Regions from separate parts of the Homo sapiens genome. Here all the other regions are linked to region 1. Evidence: chromatin loops called from intact Hi-C (ENCODE). Cell type or tissue: GM12878. All regions are shown on one strand.

Region 1 (8,000 bases):
AAAGAAAGATACACCAAAACAACATGGAACGTGTCCCAAAGGATGGCTATATTTTAACTATAAGGTAAGCTTGTTTTTCAAAAGTTGCCTTTGTTTCTCTTTTGTAGACACTAATTTTGGAAAGTGTTCAAAAAGTGAAAGTGGCTTTTGAAAGCTGTGAGTTGTCCATAGGACCTGGAATTTTTTTGTCACAACTTTCAAGAAATTTGAGTTTTCCATTTAGTAACAAATCTTTTGGAACAAAAGATTTTTGTCAAAAACAGCCTGGACACTGCCCCTCGTTTCTATACTCAGTTTTACTGTTGGCATAGTCATTTATTGTGCTGTATGAATGTTTCATTAGGTGTAACATATGTATGTATATGTATGTATGCATGTGTGTGTGCATATGCATGTGTGTGTGTGCTCATGTGCGTGCGTGTGTGTGCACGTGTATGTATGTGCCTGCATGCCTGTGTGTCTAGGTTCTGCTCCCAAATAAGCTGTAAATTTCAGAGGACCCAGACTCCATCTCCTACTCTTGTGTTTTCCCTGCCTGGAGCCGGCATAGAGCTCTGCCCACTAGTGAATTGAGGGACTAATAACTTAGCTTGGTCAATGTCATCTTAAGCCTCATAAAGCTGGTGCTTCCATGCAGATTTGAATTAAGAAAAAAAAAATTGCCAGTGGGGATATTTTAAACCAGATTTATTATTTCTGATGCTGCCTTCAATTAAGGCCTAGTCTCCCTCCACTCTTCATATTTTATAATAAAATAACTTTATAGGCCTTAGGTGGAAGTAATTAAAATGCATCCCAAATTATAATTGTTTAACTCTTAGAAAATTAAAAAACCCAAACTGTGTCATCATTTCATATGCTAATATGAAATTCCTCTTCAATTGTGGACAGCCAATTTTTAATCTAAGTGTTCAGTTATATTGGCAGGGCTTTCTCTCCTTTGTGATCTTCCTCCCATTGTTAATTTGAGAAATGAGGCCACTTGGATTTTTCACACATTCATTGAGTACCCACCAGACATTTGGCACTGACTTTTAAATTTTTTTAATATCTGGTAAATACACACAATATAGAATTCACCATTCTAGCCATTTTTGTCTACTGTTTACTAGTGTTAAGTATCACATACTCACACTGTCATTCAACAAATCTCCAGACCTTTTCCATCTTGCAAAACTGAAACTGTACCCATTAAACGACTCCCTGTTCTTCCTACTCTGAACCCCTTGGCAACTGCTGTTCTACTTTCTGTGTCTTTGAAATTGACTAATTTAGATACCTCATGTAAGTGGAATCAGACAGTATTTGCCTTTTTGTGACTGGCTTATTTCAGTTAGCATAATGTCCTCAAGGTTCACCCACACTGGCATGCGACAGGACTTCCTTTTGACGGTTGGACAATATTCCATTGTATGGATATACTACATTTTGTTTATCCAGTCATCCATTGGTGGACATTTGAGTTACGTCCCCCCTTAGCTAATTGATTGTATGTTTATTTCTTATATCACTGAATTTTAAAAATATATAGAATTACTATCCTCATTTTACATATGAGAAGACAGATGCTAACAAAATTGTGTGACTTTTCTGAAACTTCACAGTGAATACGCATCAGGCCAAGACGCACTTTTTGTTTTCTGACCCTGAGTCTGGTGGTCTTGCCCCTTTCCTATGCCTGCCACTTCACGTTGGCACTTAAGGACTGCCACTCCAGAAATGCAAATTAAAACAACAATGAGTGATTTGCCACTGCACAGCTACTAGAACGGCCCAAATCCAGAGCACTGACAACACTACATGCTGGCAAGGAGGCCGAACAACAGGAGCTCTCATTCACTCCTGGTGGGAATGCAGAATGGTACGGCCACTGTGGGAGACAGTTTGGCAGTTTCTTACAAAACTAAACATACTTTTACCATTTGATCCAGCAATCACACTCCTTGGTATTTACCCAAAGGAGTTGAAAACTTATGTATATGTAAAAACCTGTCCATGAATATTTATAACATCTTTATTCTTAATTGCCAAAACTTGGAAGCAATCAAGATGTCCCTAGTAGGTGAATAAATAAACTGGTACAACCACACAATGGAATATTACTCAGTGCTAAAAAGAAATTAGCTATCAAGCCTTTAAAACACATGGAGGAAACTTAAATTCATATTACTAAGTGAAAGAAGCCAATCTGAAAAGCCTACAATACTGTATGATTCCAACTATATGACATTCTGGAAAAGACAAAACTAGAGAGACAGTAAAAAGATCAGTGGTTGCCAGGTGTTGCAGGGAGGGAAGGATGAAGTTGTGGAAGATTCTTAGGGCAGTGAAAATTCTCTGTATGATAGCACAATGGTGGATGCATGTCACTAGACATTTGTACAAACTCATAGAATGTACAACACAAAGAGTGAACCCTAATGTAAACTATGGACTTTGGGTGGTTATGATGTGTTAATGCAGGTTCATCGATTGTAACAGATGTACCATTCTGGGGTGATGGGGCATGTGATAATGCGGGAGGCTGTGTATGTGTGGATCAGGTGGGAAATCTCTGTACCTTCCTGGTTTTTTTTGAGATGGACTCTCAGTCTGTCACTCAGGCTGAAGTGCAGTGACATGATCTCCCCTCACTGCAACCTTTATCTCCCAGGTTCAAGTGATTCTCTTGCCTCAGCCTCCCAGGTAGCTGGGGTTACAGGTGCCTGCCACCACGCCTGACTAATTTTTGTATTTTTAGTAGAAACGGGGTTTCATCATGCCAGGCTGGTCTCAAACTCCTGACCTCAGGTGATCCGCCCGCCTTGGTCTCCCAAAGTTGTACCTTCCTCTTAACTTTGCTGTGAACCTAAAACTGCTCTTTAAAAAATGAAGTATTTAATAATTTTTTTTTAAAAAAAAGGGTTGCCATGTCAGCTTAGCCCTATGACACAGTGAGCTCAGTGGCACCATGAGATATTTTCTAGAATAGTATAATTTACTCTAAAACTTTACTATAGTAATGAGGTACACTATTTTTTAATCATTGATACTTTCTGTATACTTCCTATTTTCTCAAACTATAAAATCTTTCTACCAGGTATAAATTATTTTCACATTTTAGTATGAGAAACTTGTAGCTAATATTCAATAAGACACTGAGTGTTACTAAGTCTTTTATTAAAACCTTTGGCAATTAGTTTTTTAAAGCATCTTTATGGTCCTAAATAATGTAACATAACATTTGCCATTTTAACCATTATTGAGTGTACAATTCAATGGCATTAATTACATGCACAATGTTATACAACCATCATCTCTATTTCCAAAACATTCTCACTATCCCAAACAGAAACTCTGTAACCATTAAGCACTAACTTCCTGTTCCCCATCCCCTGGTAACCTCTAATCTATTCTCTATCCCTGTGAATGTGCCTATTCTAGATATTTCATATTAGCGAACTCATACAATATTTGTCCTTGTGTCTGGCCTATTCGCATGATGTTTTCAAGGTTCATTTGTGCTTTAGCATATATCAAAATTGCCTTCCTTCTTGTGGCTGAATAATATTCCTGTGTGGCACGGGCGTGTGTGTGTGTGTGAATATTGCATATTTTGTTTATTCATTCATCTGTTGATGCGCACTTGGGTTGTTTTCACCTTTTGACTATTGTGAATAATGCTTCAATGAGCATTGGTGTGTAAGTCTCTGTTTGAGTCCCTATTTTCAATTCTTTTGAATGTATACCTACGAATAGAATTGCTGGGTCATATGGTAACTCAGTAGTTAGCTTTTTGAGGAACTGACAAATGTTCTTCCACAGCGACCAAACCATTTTACAATCCTGCTAGCCGTGTGTGAGGGTTTCAATTTCTCCACATCTTTGCCAACTCTGGCTATTATATAGCCATCCTAGAACACGTTAGGTGTTATTTCATTGTGATTTCGATTTGCATTTCTCTATTATCTGATGAAGTTGAGCATCGTTTCATGTGCTTGTTAGCCATTTGTTTATCTTCTTTGGAAAAATGTCTATTAAAGTCCTTTGTCCATTTTTAAATTGGATCATTTGCCTTTTTATTGTTGAGTTATAGGAATTCCTTGTATATTCTAAATATTAAACCCCATCCAATATGTGATTTATAAATATTTTCAGTCATTCTGTAGGTTGTCTTTTAACTTTCTTGATAATGTCCTTTGATGCACAAAAGTTTTTAATTTTGATGAAACCCAGTTATCTACTTTTTCTTCCGTCACTTGTGCTTTTGGTATCATACTTAAGAATTCACTGCCAAATCCAAGGTAATGAAGATTTGCCCCTGTGTGTTTGTCTAAGAGCTTCATGGTTTTAGCATTTATATTTAGGTTGTTGATACATTTTGAATTCACTCCAGTATGTGACAATTAGTTTTTCACAACTGTTAGAACAAGTTTATCCTGGCATGGTCTCTAGGGAACAGGCATAAAGGAATGCCTAGCTAATCTCCAAATCACATTTCTGGTACAGATAGTGAACAACCCAAAAGCATGAACACAACTGTCCTAGTTACTAACTCATGCCTCCTCTCATGTGTAAAAGAGGATTTTTTTATATACTTTAAGTTCTGGGGTACATGTGTAGAACATGCAATTTTGTTACATAGATATACACGTGCCATGGTGGTTTGCTGCACCCATCAACCCGTCACCTACATTAGGTATTGCTCCTAATGTTATCCCTCCCCTAGGCCCCCAGTCCCCAACAGGCCCTGGTGTGTGATGTTCCCCTCCCTATGTCCATGTGTTCTCATTGTTAGCTCCCACTTATGAGTGAGAACATGTGGTGTTTGGTTTTCTGTTCCTGTGTTAGTTTGCTGAGAATGATGGTTTCCAGCTTCATCCATGTCCCTGCAAAGGACATGAACTCATCCTTTTTTATGGCTGCATAGTATTCCATGGTGTTTATGTGCCACATTTTCTTTATCCAGTCTATCATTGATGGACATTTGGGTTGGTTCCAAGTCTTTGCTATTGTGAATAGTGCTGCAATAAACAAACATGTGCATGTGTCTTTATAGCAGCATGATTTATAATCCTTTGGGTATATACCCAGTAATGGGATTGCTGGGTCAAATGGTATTTCTAGTTCTAGATCCTTGGGGAATCACCACACTGTGTTCCACAATGGTTTAACTAATTTACACTCCCACCAACAGTGTAAAAGTGTTCATATTTCTCCACATACTCTCCAGCATCTGTTGTTTCCTGACTTTTTAATGATCGCCATTCTAACTGGCCTGATGTGGTATCTCATTGTGGGTTTGATTTGCATTTCTCTAATGACAAGTGATGATGAGTATTTTTTCATATTTCTGTTGACTGCATAATGTCTTCTTTTGAGAAGTGTCTGTTCATCTCCTTGGCCCACTTTTTGATGGGGTTGTTTGTTTTTTTCTTGTAAATTTGTTTAAGTTCTTTGTAGATTCTGGATATTAGACCTTTGTCAGATGGATAGATTGCAAAAATTTTCTCCCATTCTGTAGGTTGCCTGTTTATTCTGATGATAGTTTCTTTTGCTGTGCAGAAGCTCTTTAATTTAATTAGATCCCATTTGTCTATTTTGGCTTTTGTTGCCATTGCTTTTGGTGTTTTAGGCATGAAGTCTTTGCTCATGCCTATGTCCTGAATGGTATTGCCCAGGTTTTCTTCTAGGATTAAAAGAGGATATTTTAAGGAAATTAATGACAAGTCAAATCCTTAGCATTTGATAAATAATTCTTAGAAACCTGGAATAGTTGTTTCTGGTTCAGCCTTTTGCTATTATCCTTCCCCCAAACTTGATTTTTACCCACACAGTTCACCTCCATCCCATGTGTCCTCCTGTACACACGTAGAGAGTGTGTATCTATGGGAATGGTGGCAGTGATGGTGGAGCAGACCCAGGGCAAAAGAGCAAGTGAATGCTTCCCATGAAAGGAATAGAGAGGGGAATAAATATGTGCATGAGAATGGCGGGGAGGGGAGGCGCCTTCTGAAGCTAGCCCTGGGGCATGATTAAAACACCCTCATGTAGCTCAGAGTTATAAAAAAAAATTATTGATAACTAACAGCTAGATCAGTAGTTTTCAGCCCTGGTCAAATATTTAGAATCAGCAGGTGAGCTTTTTAAAAACATCAAAGTGCAGGAGACGTCCTGAAGATTCTGATTTAGCTGATCTGCATGGGATCCAGGCATCCGTATTTTTTTAAAGCTCCCTCAGTTATTCTAATGTGTGGCCAATATTTACCCAGCAATTCAACAGTCATAGTTCCACAACTCTTTCTTCAAGGCATTAGGAGCATTTGATTACAAAGGATATCATCACAGCAGGCTTCATAAGTAGGTGGCAATTCACCTGGCACAATGTCAGAGTCACCATGCATGTCTCCCCACCCACAGTGCCTTCTCCTGCGCATTAATGCCTAAAATTCCACCACTGGAGTTTCTCTCCTTTGTCTCAACACTTTCCTTTATTTTTAAAAGGGAAATATTTTTGAGATTGCCTCATCTGTCATCAACATCTTGAAACAAGTAAGTTTATCAGATTATTAGAAAAACTGTTAATAGGAGAGTTGATAGCTGAGAGCGGTGGGATGGTTTTTCCCTATTAACAAATAAAGCTACAGAAGGAAAACTGGGAGATAACAATGATGGACCTTCTTTACTTCACAATTCTGAAATGAGTTCCAATATATTATGTCCCATTAAACTTTGCTTATTGTTTGTGAATTTCCTAGGACTAATTTTTATTGGTTATTTCTAAGGAAAAAAATCCCACTTTGTTGGCAAATTAAGTGGGTTTTAAAACTGAGATACACAGAAATTAAGCATCTTTTCTAATGTCTCATAAATAGTTTTCTCTGTGTTTGATAATGTAACAGAGGTTTGACCAGGGGTTTACCCAGGAAGAATGAGTCATCTAAGATACTTGTCCCAGCAGATCTGTGGGAGGAAGAAATTCTAAGTGTGTGTGTGTGATTAACTCTTGTGCTTCTACTTACATATTTTTATTCAAGACCTGGATTGAGTGGTAATGGCTGCTTTGCACTGTCTAGTTTGGGATTAGTCAATATTTGATTTTGTGCATAACATAGTTTTTTCTTAAAAATACTCTCACCTCTTTTTGGAATTTATTCAAATTGGAGCACTTCATTCATTCATTCATTTACTATCTCGATGTCGGGAATTCAGTGGTGAGGAAAAACAGACACAGCCCCTTCTCTTTTGGTGCTTACACACTAGAGGGAGAACAAACATTAGTAAATCGATCAGGAAAATGGCTGTGTAATTTAAAACTGTGCTGTACGTGATGAAGGAAAGTTATGTGGTTCTAGAAAAGTGTATAGCCAGAGGACCTGACTGAAGTGGTCAGAAAGGCAGGGAACATTAAAAATAGGGGGAGCTGCATGTGCTAAGGTCCTGCAGCAAGGTGGGAGTATGACATTTAAGAAACTAAAGGAAACATAGAGAACTAGAGTGGCCAAAGGTGAGACAAAAGAAGTGGAAAGGGTGATACCGTGTTGGACTTCTGGCCTCTATCCTAAGAGCAGTGGGAAACCCTTGATGGGTTTAAAACTAAAGAAGGACGTGACCAGGACCAAATTTTAAAAAGTTACTCTAGATGTAGTGCCAAGGATATATGGAAGAAGGGCAAGGGTGAGAAAGGTAAGAGCAGTTAGGAAGCTATTGCTGTAGTGCAGGCAAGAGACTGGTAGGTTGGGCTAAGATAGTGGTGGCAGAGACCATGAGGCAGTGGGAATGGGGATGGGTGAGGGGGCTTTTTGGGAAATGAGATGTCCAAATGGTATGGCTGTTGGGGAGATGGAGTGGGAAGGTAAGGATGCCTCTGAGGTTTCAGGCTTATTGTATGTGTATAAGTGCATGCAGACCGTGCCATTCATTGTGAGTAGGAACACTGGGAAAGGACCAAGTTTGGAGGGAACTGAATTTCATTTCCAAATATTGAGCTAGAAATGATTTTGAGACAAAAAAGAATTTTA
Region 2 (8,000 bases), 68 kb after region 1:
TAGTAGCTAACATGTAAGCAAGGCAGAATTATGGTCCCAACTAGACTTTTCATTGAGATGAAAACTAAAGAGCTTCTTTTGTCTTATTAAATGAGAAGGGAAAAATCTTTCATGAAATAGCAACAACAAATATACATGCTACTCTACACGCTTTACATGGATTAGCTCCTTTCATGCTCACAACCATCATATGAAAACTGGAGCACAGAGGTTAAATGATTTGCCCTGATCCTATGGCTAACAAGTAGCAGGAGCAAAATATGGACCCAGGCGGACTGGCTCCAGAGCCCGTGTTCTGACCCTACACACTGCACTGCCTCTCTGCTCACCACTGTCCCACCTTTTGTAGTCCCCTGCAGCTTAAAAAGAGTGGGAACAGACTGAGGATGGGAACAGTCCAGTAGTGCTCAGACTCTCCTCAGCAGGCAGGGAGCAAGGCGCTTCAACCACATAATCTACAATCTGTCTGTCCATTTGACTCAGCTAATGACCCCTTCACCATCGTCCATGGAAATACGGGCAAGTGCATCAAGCCAGTGTATGGCTGGATAGTAGCAGACGACTGTGATGAAACTGAGGACAAGTTATGGAAGTGGGTGTCCCAGCATCGGCTCTTTCATTTGCACTCCCAAAAGTGCCTTGGCCTCGATATTACCAAATCGGTAAATGAGCTGAGAATGTTCAGCTGTGACTCCAGTGCCATGCTGTGGTGGAAATGTGAGCACCACTCTCTGTACGGAGCTGCCCGGTACCGGCTGGCTCTGAAGGATGGACATGGCACAGCAATCTCAAATGCATCTGATGTCTGGAAGAAAGGAGGCTCAGAGGAAAGCCTTTGTGACCAGCCTTATCATGGTGAGTATTAGAGAGGGACTTTGACCGATTTGCTGTTGTGCTTGTCACATGTGGCATTAAACATGCACAATTTAGTAAAAATAGAGTCGTACATTAGTAAGGGCAGTGAGTAAGCTCTTCACTTCCAGGCACTGTGCAGTTACTTTGAGCGACATTCTTACAAGTCCATGGTATTTGCCTCTACTTTGCAGGTAAGGCTAAGAGAGATAAAGTGCCTTGTCTGAGGTCACACAGCCATGTTGTGATAAACCTGGGATTTCATCAGATAGATATGTACTTCTTATGATGGTCTTCTAAACCCTAGAGGAAAGGAAACCCTAGAGGAAAGGAATCATTAGATTTGTACAGGCTAAAAGTCAAATGATCTAATAATGTTGATCTTATTCTAAGTTTTAAAAGAAGAAGAAAGGTCAGGCGTAGTGGTGCATGGTTGCGGTCCCAGCTTCTCGAGAGACTGAGGCAGCAGGATCACTTGAGCACACAGGAGTTCAAGGCTGTAGTGTGTAATGATCACGCCTGTGAATAGCCACTGCACTTCAGCCTGGGCAACATAGTGAGACACCCATCCTTAAAAAAGAAAAGAAGGAGAAGGAGGAAAAATATATTTTTTCTTGCCTACGGATTTTGAATAAAATGGGAAAATTTTGAGTGGATTTTCTTATTTATTTTCATTTTTGCATGGCAACCAAATTTTGATGTTTATATTTATGATTCAGCATTTTAAGAGTGGAGTTTTTCAGTTGCTTCCGAAAATAAGTATATTAATATTGCCTTGCGGGGAGCGGACCATGGACTTAGCCCTGAGTCTAGGGACTGGATTGCAACTAATTTCTAAGTTAAAGAATGAGTAGATTTATTTTTTTAACCATTAAATGTAATTAGCTATCTCCCAAGCAAATATTTTTCATTATGTTGCTCTAAATTACACCAAATGTCGATATGCATATAATTATGTCCTCTAAGTCCTATTATTTCCCCTTGCCTTTCTTTACAAATTTCCCTAGCTTTACAGTGGCTTTCTTCTTCTCTTAAAGATCATTTAAGCTAAATTTGGCCTCAAAGTCACTATAGCAGCTTGCTCCCATACTTTCCATTATCCATCTGCACAAGTTTTTCTTTCTAGCTTTCTATTTCCTAGTGAGGATGCAAGAATTATTCTGAGAATGTCAAGTTCTGTTGTGGAGAAATATTAGAGAATTAGAGATAGGGTTTCCTTTTCATCATTCCCTGGCCTTTGAATAGTTGACAGTCTGTTTCTGCGAGCCAGTTTCCTCCTAAAAGTAAAGCAGTTGCTTTTTGGATATGACTTAATGGCAAATTTAAATTCTGTGCCACAAAAGCCCTTCTCCAACTTGCCAACTAAGAGGAAACACAGAGCCAAACAAAATGCCTTTTAATTGGATTTAACTTGTTTCATTGTATTTGTCCAGGGATCAGAAAGGATAATTTTCTTGGCAGGGTTCTTTTAGTCTCCTGATCTAATTCTTTTGAGGGGCATAGTTGTAATCTTAAACTCCCTCAGTCCCCAGTGTCTTCATTTCAATATAACTGGTTTTCCTTTTTATCCTATGTATTTTATGTATGCATTTCTAATGTTCTTCTGAGACAGGGACTGTGGATTTCACCCAGCTGCCAAAGAGATCAGTAGCACAAAAAAGGTTAAGGATCTACCCAGGGGACCACCCAGAGAGAGCTAAGCAATGCCACCAGCATAACCCAAAGGCATGAAGTGTTTCTTGACCTTTTCAAATATAATATTTGAAACACTAAAGCTTTTTTTAAAGCATATATAGTTGTGACTAGTCAAGGCATACCTCAAGTTTTAATTTGCACAGAAACCAGGGCCAAACTTGCCACCTCTTCTCTGTTTCTGTCTGGGTGACTGGTACCATCTAAGTTCTACATGTCAGAAATCAGCAAGTCACCTGAGAGGTTTCAGGCTCGCCTCTTCCACCACTCCAATATAATCAAATATGAAGTCCTGGCAATTCTACCCTTTTCAATTTATGTATATCCCTTCTTGTTCTTAGGTTAGGGACTGCTGTCTTAAGTTAGGGACTTTCTCTAGGACTCCGCTCTCAGACTCTCGATACTGATTGTTGTCCCCACCTTCTTATCTAGCAGTATATAAACAAAACATACAAGATACCCAAGTCCCAACAAAGTGAAATCCAAGGTTACCTGGTTTGTTACAGCAAAGCTAGGGCTTAAAACCAGTATTCCATTCCCCAAACATAGCTTCTTTCTTTCCCCCTTGGCTTTAGCAGTATAAACCAAGTTTTCACTTGTGATACAAGAACATTAATTTATCACTGTGCCTTGGGTTGCCTCTCACCCCAACTCCTATCCTGTGTGAGTCGTGTTCATCTCAGAGAAAACTGAAGTTGTATAAATTTTATGAGTGAACTGCTTTTGACTAGCACCCAGGTGTACATTAATATCATTAAGATACCTTGATCTCACTAGCACTTTTCAAATTTTGAATGTTTGGTGAATCACGCAGAGGAAATGGACTTTTTGTGGCAGGGTGGCTGCAGAACTATCAGAATTCTGGGCAACTCTTAGAAGCCTGCCAACAACCTCTTTATCCATTGAAACTATTTTGTCTCATGTTACTGATGACATTAATTTGCTAGTTTTCTGCATAATCACCTCATCTCACAAATTTGTAACTATTGCATAATAAAGCTGTTGTTTTAAGGATGCTATCATCATAAATTTGCACATTCAGAGAAGATTCTTCCCAGGAAAGTCTGTCTTGCTAAGGAAGCCCATGGTGTGTAAGAGGCCAGCATCAGCAAAGAATGTGTGGGAACAAAATGCTTAGTGAATAGTTAGCGTAATTTAGCTGCTTCTGGTGTGGTGGTTGTATGCTTATCATTCTTCAAAGCATATATTGTGACTTAGAGAGCTTATTAATTGAAGCCCAGCTTTGAGCTATGAAATTTAACTTGAAACTTGAGAAGGCACCCGCTGATGTCACAAGTTGTCCTTATAGGTCAAGAGTCTAATCAGAGAGAGCCCATTCTCATTCCTGTCACTTGCAGCTGAGTGCCTGAATGTATCACTTGACTACTCTGCAAAAATGGGGATTTCCCAGACAAGTATAATACCTCCCCTATGATCTCACAGGTTTATGATAAAGAACAAATGACAGAAATGTATACCAAGGCACTTTGTATTCCAAAAATCAAAGGTTTTAGAAAAGAAAACTGATGGCTCTACAAGGAACAGTCTTTGTGTTCAGGGACTGTCCTCTTAGGTTTGTAATATGGGAAAAGAAACTGGTCATGAGCTATTGGGGGGTTTTGATGCGGTTAAACTGAAACATAGGTAATAAGCAGAATCCTTATAAAATATAAGGTCAACACACTCTTTAACAGAAGTACGCTTTTGAAAACTGTTTCTATGACACAGCAAAACAAAACCAGTGATCTTTAAAAGACTATTTGCCAAGAAAAGCATCCAGATTATTATTACCTTTTGCTATAGGTCTGCTTATTACATTCTAAGCTGTTAAATGGCCTCACACTTTAGTTAGACGGACACTGGAGGAAAAGAAAGTAGAATCAAATACTGTCTTAAGCACACTTTTAAGCAAATCTGTGAGACATTTGGAGGAACCCTAATTGCCTGGTAAACGGTGATAAGATCTGATTACTATGATTTACCTAATGGCCATTATTTGATCTGTTAATGACTGAGGTTTTTAGCAAATTGTGGACCGAGGTTTTGGCAAATTGTGACAGGGATACAGGGATAGCTGTTCTATAAAAACACCTTTCCAAGAGAATTAGTATTGATATAAGTATCAAACATTCTTTCCAGCATTTCCAGGCATATTTGAGGTTGGAATCACTTTTCAGTTCCTCCCCATGTACCAGGGAAAATGATTGAAGTAAAAGCTATGTCTACTACCTCACTGGCCCCCCGCCGGTCACATGACTGCCCCATTGAAGCTGCTGCTTCTTTCACACCCCAAATTACCATGCCTTGTACCTTCCCAAGAATCTGCTCAGAAATTCAGCAGCTCTTCCTTTTACTTCCTCAAAAACCACAGTCTCAATTCTACCTCCAGTCTCTGAACAATGGGACTATTTGTCCATCTTTCTAATGCCGCAGGTGGTTCCAAAGTCCACACCCACCCTCAGTGGTTCCAAGGAATTTTTCTGGCTCCAACACTTTCTAAAGAAAAGAAAATAGAGGTAAATGTAACCTCAGCCAGGGCACCCTTTCTGGTGAAGTGCTCTGCGGCCCACAGCAGAGTTAGTAGACCCTCACCTGATCAAGCCAGGCTCTTTCAGCGCCTCATCACACCACAGTAAGTGAAGCTTCACATGGTTGATCACTGAACGCTATCCCCAGTTTGCAAAAGCAGAAACAGAGGCTACTAGAGGTTGGATAGCTAGCCCACAGGCAAACAGTGGGTTAGCAGGGAGCCAGCATTCATATCCAGACCTGACAGCACCCATGCTCTGAATTCCTACACTCGGATATTGTATTCTAAACAACGTTTCTTTTAAAAACAGTTTTAGAAATTAGCCACCTGACGCTGACTACCCAGTTTTTAACTCTCTTTTCCCCAACTTCCTCTCCAACCCAGAGATCTATACCAGAGATGGGAACTCTTATGGGAGACCTTGTGAATTTCCATTCTTAATTGATGGGACCTGGCATCATGATTGCATTCTTGATGAAGATCATAGTGGGCCATGGTGTGCCACCACCTTAAATTATGAATATGACCGAAAGTGGGGCATCTGCTTAAAGCCTGGTATGTATGGGCTGGTAAATTTTATGTGGAAAGGTAGTACATTTATATGAGGCAATAGGGAGAAGGAAGAGTTCAAAGTGACTCAAAAGTGACTGCAAAAATATTATCCCGGATAAGAAGTGTATGTTTGGAGGAGAAGAGAGAGGTAATGTGTAGCCATGAATTTGCCTTCAGAAGCAGGCCCGGAAGTGAACCAAGGCGGATGGTGTCATGGAGGAGGAGGAGGGAGTGTTCCATAGCACCCCAGGGAGAGGAAGTGTGGAAAAGGCATGCACAATTAGGAAATTGCTGCTGACCTTTAGTAGTTTCAGAAGACTAGAGGGGGTAGAAGCTGGATTGTAGTGGAATGAAGCATGAACAGAAGGAAGTAAGCCTCGTAAGTTTCACGGAGCAGAAGAAGAGACAGTTGGCAAAGGACAAAATTGCAACAAATTTATGTAGTTACAATCTTATTTGGCTTTATTGCAATTCTAGAATCAGGCAACACCTCATTTCATAAAATAGACTACTGTAAGTGTTCCAGTTCGTTGAACAGAGGGGATTGGCTTTGTAGACAGAAAAAGGGCTGAAGAAAGCAAAAACAGAAACCGAAGAGTGGATTGGTCATTTCAACGTAACTTTCCTTGTAAGAGCAATAGAGAAATAATTGATTGGTCAACATCAGGTGACTTCAGGTTAAGCATTGAAACAGAGGGAACTTCATTATCAGTCCAATTAAAGATTGAAACTGGCCTGTTGGGGAAATTAGGCAGTTGTCTCTCTCTCCTGATTTCTCAAAAGACCAGATGACAATCTGTTTCAGTTTGGTGATGTGGAACTTTGGCATGGGTGACTCCATTTTGATTTTTGAGTCCTAGATCAGGAGCTTAGTCCAAAACAGTGGCTTTTTTTTATTTAAAAAAGCAAAGGGTAGTTTAAGAAAGAGATCAGTTGAAAAACACTTTTAGAATGGTGAAATCTTAAGTATGTTTATGGCCTGAAGCAAAGAGCGGGAAAGAGAAGAGATAGATCTTCCTGGCTCAAAATTGGTGACACTGTTCCTTCCACCATTCCTGTGTGTTTGTCAGAGTGCTTTTTCTCGTTACTTTTTACCAGAAGCAAACTGTTCAGGATTTGCTAAAGAATTTGCTGTTCTTTAGAAAGACAGAGAGAGACCAAAGTAGCAATCACATCATTATCTGGCACATAACTGAGACACAGTTTCTCACCAATTAGGTGAGAGTTACAGGGGATCACGGTACCTGACATGTGATAGGTACTCACAAAATATTACTTAATGGACAATAGGTTGAAAGAATCTATAGCAAAGAGAAAGGAAAGAGCTCCAGACCTAAGTAATAATAGTTAATACTTAACAGGGCTCTGCCAGGTGTCAGATACTGTTTCAGGCTCTCAATATACATTAACTCATTCAGTCCTCACAGCAACCCTGAAAGGTACCATACTTTATCCCCATTTTACAGATGATCACAGTGAGGCACAAGGGAGATATGTAACTTGCCTAAGATCACACAGCTAATAAATATCAGAACTAGAATTCAAACCCAGGAAGTCTGGCTATGAAGTCCTTGTCCCAAACAGCTACACTAGGCTGACTCATTGAGTAGCTAGCCAGGTGGTATTAGTAATGCTGATCCCTCCTTCGGGAATGTGAGCTTCAGAATGCAGAAGCTCTTGGAGAGCTTGGAGAGATTATACTGGGTTAAGACTTAAGATTTCAGGGTGCAACAGAATCACATGGAGAGTTTGTTAGAACACAGATATCTAGGGCCCAGAGATTCTGATTCAGTAGATTTTTGGTGGGCCCCCCAAATTTGGCAAGTTTCCAGGTAGTGCTGATAATGCTGGTCTGGGAACCACACTTGGAGGATTACATATCTAATTAGAGGCCCAGGCTTCTCAACACCTGTAACCTACCTACTAAAATAGAAAAAGCCAGTATTTTCTTCAGCTATAATTGATAATAAGCAGAGTTTGGTCAGCCAGGTATCAACTTCATTTAACTCTCCTTATCATTTGGATCAGAAATTTAGATGTGAAAGTTTGCTTAGAGGTAATCCAATGTAAACCCCTGTTTCTCAGGTGAGAGGCAGAAGGCCCAGATCAGTGAAATGACCTGTCAGGGTCAGACCACATTTTTGTGGACACTAGTGAAGGATTCTTTATCCTCCTTCCCCACTGTACATATTTACCCCCACTGTACCTTGCTGCCTTGACAGGAATGTATCTTGGTGCCTTTAGCCTCCTGTGGGTGTTGTGTGTGTGCTGGGGCTTTGGGGGTGTGACACATACAGTGGTGTTAATGCATGCATATGCTTCCTAGAGTTACTTTTTATGGAAGAAGCAAGAGAAAGTTTCTCAAACCTGAGGG
Region 3 (8,000 bases), 85 kb after region 1:
CCCAGCGGGAATTCCTATGATGCTATATATACCTCATTTATGTGGTAGGCACCACATGAATTCATGTCACCGTAGCATCTGACATCACGTCCCCAGTTTTCCAGGACTCTCATTATTCAAGAAAAAAGAATTTGCAATGTTATTGATTCACAATAGATGTATCTTTACTGGAATATAAATAGCTGCTTTTCCCCCAGATGTCTGGACATACTCAGATACCCGCTGTGATGCAGGCTGGCTGCCAAATAATGGATTTTGCTATCTGCTGGTAAATGAAAGTAATTCCTGGGATAAGGCACATGCGAAATGCAAAGCCTTCAGTAGTGACCTAATCAGCATTCATTCTCTAGCAGATGTGGAGGTGGTTGTCACAAAACTCCATAATGAGGGTAAGTTTTTAAAAATACCCTATTTGAGAGGCTTAAGCCATTTTAAAGTATCCCTGGTTTTAGACTCTTTGTGGGAATGAAAAGCTTACAGTTTGATCCCACAGATCAGCCCTGTCAGATAGGATTGTCTCTGGTGATGGAACTGTTCTACAATTGGTCTAGTATGGTGGTCACTAGCAACATGCAGCTTCTGAGCAGTTGGCATGTAGCCAGGGCAACTGAGGAACTGAATTATTACTTTTATTTCATCTTAATTAATTTAAGTGGCCGCATGTGCCTAGTGGCAACCAATTTGACAGTACTGCCATTGATTGATTTCCCTCTTCTCATGAGCTAAATTCTATTTAAGTTGCTCAAAAAACTTAAGTGATAATTACTTCACTTTTGTAATTATTTGAAAGCTAAAGACTGGTAAAGGAAAATATACTAGACGGACAGTATTATGATCTCTTCCTAGAATAGAACTCTTAGCTAGAATAGCTAAGAGTAGGTACCTACTCAGTGCCAGCCTGGTGCTCCTTGTTTCACTTGTGAAGGCAGCAGAGTCATACCAGGGCAGCAGTGGACAGTATTTCTATTCAAATTGGGATATGTATGATTGTATTTATAGAATTTCATTCACCCCACAAAGCAAAGTTTATCTACACCAGATATCAGGAACACCCAGCCTGCAGATGTTCTACCTGTGTACTTTACTTGCATAAGTTACTTGAAAAGCCTTCATTACCCAACCTGCCTGTCGTATCAACATATTAATAACCGAATTAAGAATACTACAAAGGCTCTTAAAACTCCATATCAGAATATAAAAATTTGTATAACAATGTACATATTACAGTATTTAATTGAGCAAAACCAAACAAATAATACATTTTTCTTTTAGATATCAAAGAAGAAGTGTGGATAGGCCTTAAGAACATAAACATACCAACTTTATTTCAGTGGTCAGATGGTACTGAAGTTACTCTAACATATTGGGATGAGAATGAGCCAAATGTTCCCTACAATAAGACGCCCAACTGTGTTTCCTACTTAGGAGAGGTACGAAACCTCCTGTGGTTTCTTTATATTCTTCCTGTTTTACCTAATGATAATATTAAGACTTCTTTGGTTGGGAAGTTTGCGTATAAGCTGGAAAATAAAAGGTAAGAGCACTCTGGATCAGGGTACAGAGCCACGGACCATTACCTGTTAAGAATTGGGCCGCACAGCAGGAGGTGAGCGGCGGGTAAGCAAGCATTACTGCCTGAACTCCGCCTCCTGTCAGATTGGCAGCAGCATTAGATTCTCCTAGGAGGGTGAACCCTATTATGAACTGCACATGCAAGGGATCTAGGTTGCACTTCCTTGTGGAACAGTTTCATCCCAAAACTATCCTCTTCCCCACCCTCTGTGGAAAAAATTGTCTTCCACAAAACTGGTCCCTGGTGTCAAAGGTTGGCAACAAATAATCTAAAGTCTAGACTGTCTTTCTGGTAGCTACTTTAAAAAGGTAAATAAAAGCAATTACTAAATAAGCAACCCATATCCTATCTGAGAGCATCTTTTCTGGTCTCAAACAGATACAGAGAATCCCTTTAGAACTCACATTCTTGTGCTGACTGATTCTAGCAACCTGCTTTCTCTCAGGACCAGGGCCTGCACCCACCTTTCTGCCATCAGTGTGATATTCGGCAGATAGCCACAATTTAACCTGAAAAATCCCATCTTCCAAATTCATGTTCAGATTGTTTTATATCGATACTACTTTGAGAAGTAAAAAAATGGTTTTATTTAAAAACTAGGCCTAACATTTTTCAGAAACCACCTTACTCCTATAGAATGCTTAAACATTTTTTGAACATCTTTTACTTAATAATCCAAAATAGGCTGTGTCTTGAGCAGAAAAGATATATGTACCTCTACGTTTTGTTTGTATCACTTTCCTGTGGACCCCTAATTGGTTATGAAAGTGACTGTGTCACTCAGACATCTAAAGAGACTTAAGTGGAAGCAATAAATATTATGTGTATTTAAAAGAAGTTTAGAAAGGTGTCACATTTGATGCTCTATTTAAAAGGACATCCAACATGTCTTTAGAAGAACATCAGAAATGGAAAAGTGTTCCCATGGGCAAGAGTGAATTGATGGCATACCTAGACAGCATTCCAATGTTCAAAACTGACCCTTATCACAATCGACTTATTAGAATTTAATTCAAACAAAGCAAAGTGACGTAGTCAATTAAGCAAATTAATGTTAAGTAGCATATATGAAAGAGAGAATTTTGAAGTCCAGATTGAAGTAGAGTTGAAAGAAACTTTTGACCTAGAATTCATGGAGAATAGCTATTTTAGCCACCATCATCATTTTACACGTGAGGAAACCGAGAAAGGGAGGTTGATGATGTACCTAAAAGTTTCAAACTTTGGCTATGCCATTCTAGTCTAGAAGACTAGAATGCTGGAACTGTGGGCTGAGTTCTTCTCTCTTCAACTTTTATACTAAGTGTGCTTTGATGGTTTTATTGCTACTCTTATAAGAAAATGAAATTTATCCACACTGTGACCTGGAGGTGATGCTGAGGTAACTGGCTGTGAGCCATCACTTTGCAGGCCTGTTGAGTAGCATTTTCTAGGAGTGTGTTCTCACATTTGATAATTCACTTATATTCATTTCTCTCTCTCTGTCTCTGTCATAGTTTTTGTGAGTTCAGTTCTGAATATGCGGTAAATAATTTCCTTTCCAAGCAAATGTTTTTGTCTCCTTTCAAAGCTAGGTCAGTGGAAAGTCCAATCATGTGAGGAGAAACTAAAATATGTATGCAAGAGAAAGGGAGAAAAACTGAATGACGCAAGTTCTGATAAGATGTGTCCTCCAGATGAGGTAGGTAAAATCCCTATGTAAATTTTCTCAAGCAGTATTACAACTTCTTGGTTAGAAATGGTAGCTGAGACTTAAATAACTCAGACTTATAAAATAGAGGAAACTACTAGCTTCTGTTCATTTAAGTTAGAACAAGCCAGAAGGCAGTGAGTCATAGCATATTGGCCTTCTTACAGAAGCAGAAACTTGAAAATTTCTATAAATATTTGTAGAATTACTATCCTCAAGGCTGATGTCTTTACTTCCCCCACTAATATCAATATTCAAAAATAATTCATCCAGTGAATATTATACTCTTATGATGAGCCAGCCACCCATATGAGAAGTAACCCATACTTTTTGTCTGACACAGGCCCACAGTCTTGTGGAGGTTATCTGTGAAATTGCATCCCACCCTCATCACATGTATGATTTCAATAGCCATGTCCTCAATTTCCACAAGTTCTAAGACGTTATCAATGTAGCAGAAACATGCTTGCCAGACGGGACACCATCAAGTCTGGAAAAGAGTTTGACAATATTTTTCCTCTGACTTAGGGCTGGAAGAGACATGGAGAAACCTGTTACAAGATTTATGAGGATGAGGTCCCTTTTGGAACAAACTGCAATCTGACTATCACTAGCAGGTGTGACCATCAGTAAACTTGTACTCATAAACTTTCAACTCTGAATTCTTTTGCCAAACAGTCTTCCTAAGTAAAAGGTGCATCTTCAAATAGAGTCAATCATTGTGAAACACTTGCCAATTTGATTCTCCTTTTGTAGATTTGAGCAAGAATACCTAAATGATTTGATGAAAAAGTATGATAAATCTCTAAGAAAATACTTCTGGACTGGCCTGAGAGATGTAGATTCTTGTGGAGAGTATAACTGGGCAACTGTTGGTGGAAGAAGGCGGGCTGTAACCTTTTCCAACTGGAATTTTCTTGAGCCAGGTGAGTGTCTTAATCTTTGAAGTAGTAGTATACTGTGACTAGTGAAAGGCAGCACTCCTCCCAAAGATGTTCCTCACTTACTTTTGAAATGTGAGGGACATGATGATCTTCAGGATTGGAGTCTATCTATGGAACCATAAATAGAAGCAGTGGCTATGTCTTCCCTATTATGTCCTTGGGAATAATCCAATGAAAGAAATTCAAAAACTTAGTTCTCCCAAACCACCATCTAATGGCTCAGAGCTAGAAGCACCAGTGTGAGTTTTTAAAATCTTTTCCATGTAAATCTCAAATAGAATCTAGAAGCTCCCGTGTGAGGCTCTTTACATTTTCATCTCTCTGCTTCTTAACCTATTTTCAAAACTGAATGTGTTTTCTTCCATTATTCTCAATGGGTAAGAATTATGGAGGCTATCTTGTATTATTTATTTTGTTTTTGTTTTTGTTTTTGTTTTGAGATGGGGTCTCACTCTGTTGCCCAGGCTGGAATGCAGTGGTGTGATCTCGGCTCACTGCAACCTCTGCCTCCCAGGTTCAAGTGATTCTTCTGCCTCAGCCTCCCAAGTAGCTGGGATTACAGGTGCATGCCAACATGCCCAGCTACTTTTTGTATTTCTGTAGAGATGGGGTTTTAACATGTTGGCCAGGCTGGTCTCGATCTCCTGACCCCAAGTAATCCATCTGCCTCAGCCTCCCAAAGTGCTGGGATTACAGGTGTGAGCCACTGTGCCTGGCTTCTTATTTATTTTGAAAGTTATTTCCTCTTTCTCCAACCAGCCTAAAGCATTGACCATAATTTGCCATAGAATCAGAACACTTAAGCCGGAAAGGACCTCAGAAATACTTTTAGAGTTAAGAAAACAGAGACTTTAAAAGGTGATTTACTTGACAAAGATCATCTGGTTATTGAATTAATGAAATCCAGAGTTCCTGATTTTTAAGCCAGTGGCTTTGAATAAGACAGCAGTATAAAGCATTCTACTTTTCACCCTGTGAATTATTTATATTTTATTGTGTTGGTCTAATGTGATCATGAAGACTATTTTTTATAACACAGAGATTGGAAAATATGAGCTTACAATTGAACATGTTATTTGAAATAGAAAATGCCCACAAAAGTTAGGACACATGGTCATCACCATCAACATGAGTGATGTTGCTAGTAACAAAGTCATCCTTTTATGTCTGAAAAAGATAGAGTATACAGATGTTGATCCTGGTTAAATCTCAGATTAAGAACACTCTAATGGATAAAGCACATAGATTTCTTTTTTTCTTTTTCTTTTTTCTTTTTTTTTTTTTTTTTTTTTTTTTGAGATGGAGTTTCGCTCCTCTTGCCCAGGCTGGAGTGCAATGGCTCGATCTCGGCTCACTGTAACCTCTGCCTCCCGTGTACAAACAATTCTCCTGCCTCAGCCTCCCAAGTAGCTGGGATTACAGGCACCTGCCACCATGCCCAGCTAATTTTTTTTGTATTTTTAGTAGAGACGGAGTTTCACCATTTTGGCCAGGCTGGTCTCGAACTCCTGACCTCAGGTGATCTACCCACCTCAGCCTCCGAAAGTGCTGGGATTACAGGCGTGAGCCACCGTGCCTGGCCAGATTTGTTTTATAGACACTAAGAGTAAAGGTGACGTTCTTGATAACTAAGTCTTGGTGGTTGGAGAGGTGCTTGGGAAGTAGCTACCATGACTACTTCCTCCATTCTATGACCAGAAAGGCTATGTGAAGCTCTCTTTACCATTATTGCACCCATCCTCAGCCAACTTGGTCTATCATGGGCACACCGTGGATAGAAGGACTGAACAGGGAAAAATAGCACACCCATTCAGGGTAGCAAGGCAATTATTTTTCCCAGTTTCTTATTCCTCTTGCTGTTTGTGTATATGAGACTATGTGGCTTCTCTGTTTGGTGGGATAGAAGTTGTCCTATTACTTTTCAGTATATGTAACTCTTCTTGTCTTTTACCTGCTTCAGGCAGTGTGATGTAATGGAAAATGGAACATGATGTTTTGTCAGACAAATCTGGTTTCAACCCCAACTCTACCATTCACTAACTCTGACTGTGGGCAAGTTACTTAGTCTTCATTTACAAAATGGAACTGATAATTCAAACTACCTTTTAATACTGTTATGAATACATAAAATTATGACTGTCATAAAATTAACGGTAAACAAATGTATGTTACCACATACCTCCTTCTACCTTTATTGTACCAGCTTTTCCTTTGGATCAGAATCTGGGAGAGTTGTGTTTTGAGGTTAACTAAGTTTCTTAAAAACTGCTCAAAGTTTTTAAGCTAATTTGAACCACTATCCTAAGCAGCAGTAGTATTTAGGGTACAGCTCTAGAAACAGACCACCTGGGCACAAATCCTGGGGCAACCACTTACTAATTCTATGACCTTGAACAAGTCACTTCATTCTCACTGTACCTCAAATTATGACAATAGAATCCCCCCATAGGTTTGTTATGAGGATTAATCTTTTTCAAAAAGTACTTTACAAATAATAAACACCTGTCATTATTATTCTGAACAACATATTTCTTTCCTCTCTTTGTTCCATTTTTTTTTTATTCTCTCTCCCCAACTTGGCTGAAGTAAAGAGTAGAAACACTAGAAAATGTTTGAACTTTAACGTTTTAATTTTTAATTGAGCTTTCCACTTCAATCCCAGCTTCCCCGGGCGGCTGCGTGGCTATGTCTACTGGAAAGTCTGTTGGAAAGTGGGAGGTGAAGGACTGCAGAAGCTTCAAAGCACTTTCAATTTGCAAGAAAATGAGTGGACCCCTTGGGCCTGAAGAAGCATCCCCTAAGCCTGATGACCCCTGTCCTGAAGGCTGGCAGAGTTTCCCCGCAAGTCTTTCTTGTTATAAGGTAAAGTGACATTCTCATTCTATCCTTCAATGAAGTTATTTTTCCACTACCCTTGTTCATGTCCTTGTACAAATTATGCTCTTCTCCATAGTACTATGTAACCTAACTAAAGTGCTCTGGAGCACAGAGTCCTTGGCAGGGCATCGCTGAACCTCTGGTGTGAGGTGCCTCAGCCCCACACCCTGCACGTGTCCTACCTGAAAGGGCAGGCCCAAAGCCAGAAGTGGCTCCACCCCAAGGTCTTTTTTTCCCAGTAAGTTGGTGTACTATATGCCATACTGCCACTATGCCTATGATCCTCATATTCCTCTAATTCTTGTTGTCAAATTAACAGCTCCAGCACTCCTAATAATGTAAAAAAAGTGTATATATATTTACACTTTTACAAACATATATATATTTGTGTGTATATATACAAATATATATATTTATATATACAATATATATATTTATAAACATATTTACAATATATATATTATAAATATATTTATAAATATATTTACAATATATATATTTATAAATATATTTATAAAATATATATGTTTATATATTTACAAAATATATATGTATATATATTTACAAAATATATATATATTTACATATATTTACAAAATATATATATTTACATAAATTTACAAAATATATATATTTACATATATTTACAAAATATATATATTTACATATATTTACAAAATATATATATTTACATATATTTACAAAATATATATATTTACATATATTTACAAAATATATATATTTACATATATTTACAAAATATATATATATTTACAAAATATATATATTTACATATATTTACTATATATATATTTACAAAATATATATATTTATATATATTTACAAAATATGTACATATTTATATAGATTTACAAAATATGTACATATTTATATAGATTTACAAAATATGTACATA

Evidence for each region. A loop is a pair of places that touch in the nucleus more often than their neighbours do. Peaks named below come from ENCODE experiments on the same cell type or tissue, not always from the same donor. Only the 100,000 strongest peaks of a DNase experiment are listed, where the experiment ranks them.
Region 2: it touches region 1 in a loop (2.9-fold over the local background); 5 of 110 quality-filtered maps call a loop at or near these places.
Region 3: it touches region 1 in a loop (2.2-fold over the local background); 2 of 110 quality-filtered maps call a loop at or near these places.

Annotation. Positions count from the first base shown.
Region 1 is chr2:159,959,603-159,967,602 of GRCh38, reverse strand. It overlaps PLA2R1 (phospholipase A2 receptor 1), which reads left to right. Exons shown (of 30, transcript NM_007366.5): 20 at 1-64. Among named protein-coding and RNA genes, the nearest start is that of LY75-CD302, 59 kb to the right of the region's middle. In GM12878, no CTCF peak of the experiment used is centred here; DNase peaks (open chromatin) are centred at 3,762 and 6,932; H3K27ac peaks cover 1,700 bases.
Region 2 is chr2:159,891,543-159,899,542 of GRCh38, reverse strand. It overlaps LY75-CD302 (LY75-CD302 readthrough), which reads left to right. Exons shown (of 38, transcript NM_001198760.1): 2 at 484-855; 3 at 5,459-5,629. LY75 (lymphocyte antigen 75) reads left to right here. Exons shown (of 35, transcript NM_002349.4): 2 at 484-855; 3 at 5,459-5,629. Among named protein-coding and RNA genes, the nearest start is that of LY75, 9.2 kb to the left of the region's middle. RefSeq lists enhancers at 2,745-2,984, 3,625-3,804 and a silencer at 5,211-5,290. In GM12878, no CTCF peak of the experiment used is centred here; DNase peaks (open chromatin) are centred at 3,991, 4,146 and 6,223; H3K4me3 peaks cover 2,530 bases; H3K27ac peaks cover 8,000 bases.
Region 3 is chr2:159,874,513-159,882,512 of GRCh38, reverse strand. It overlaps LY75-CD302 (LY75-CD302 readthrough), which reads left to right. Exons shown (of 38, transcript NM_001198760.1): 7 at 198-389; 8 at 1,273-1,430; 9 at 3,144-3,254; 10 at 3,792-3,880; 11 at 4,020-4,189; 12 at 6,870-7,069. LY75 (lymphocyte antigen 75) reads left to right here. Exons shown (of 35, transcript NM_002349.4): 7 at 198-389; 8 at 1,273-1,430; 9 at 3,144-3,254; 10 at 3,792-3,880; 11 at 4,020-4,189; 12 at 6,870-7,069. Among named protein-coding and RNA genes, the nearest start is that of LY75, 26 kb to the left of the region's middle. In GM12878, no CTCF peak of the experiment used is centred here; a DNase peak (open chromatin) is centred at 3,180; H3K27ac peaks cover 3,152 bases.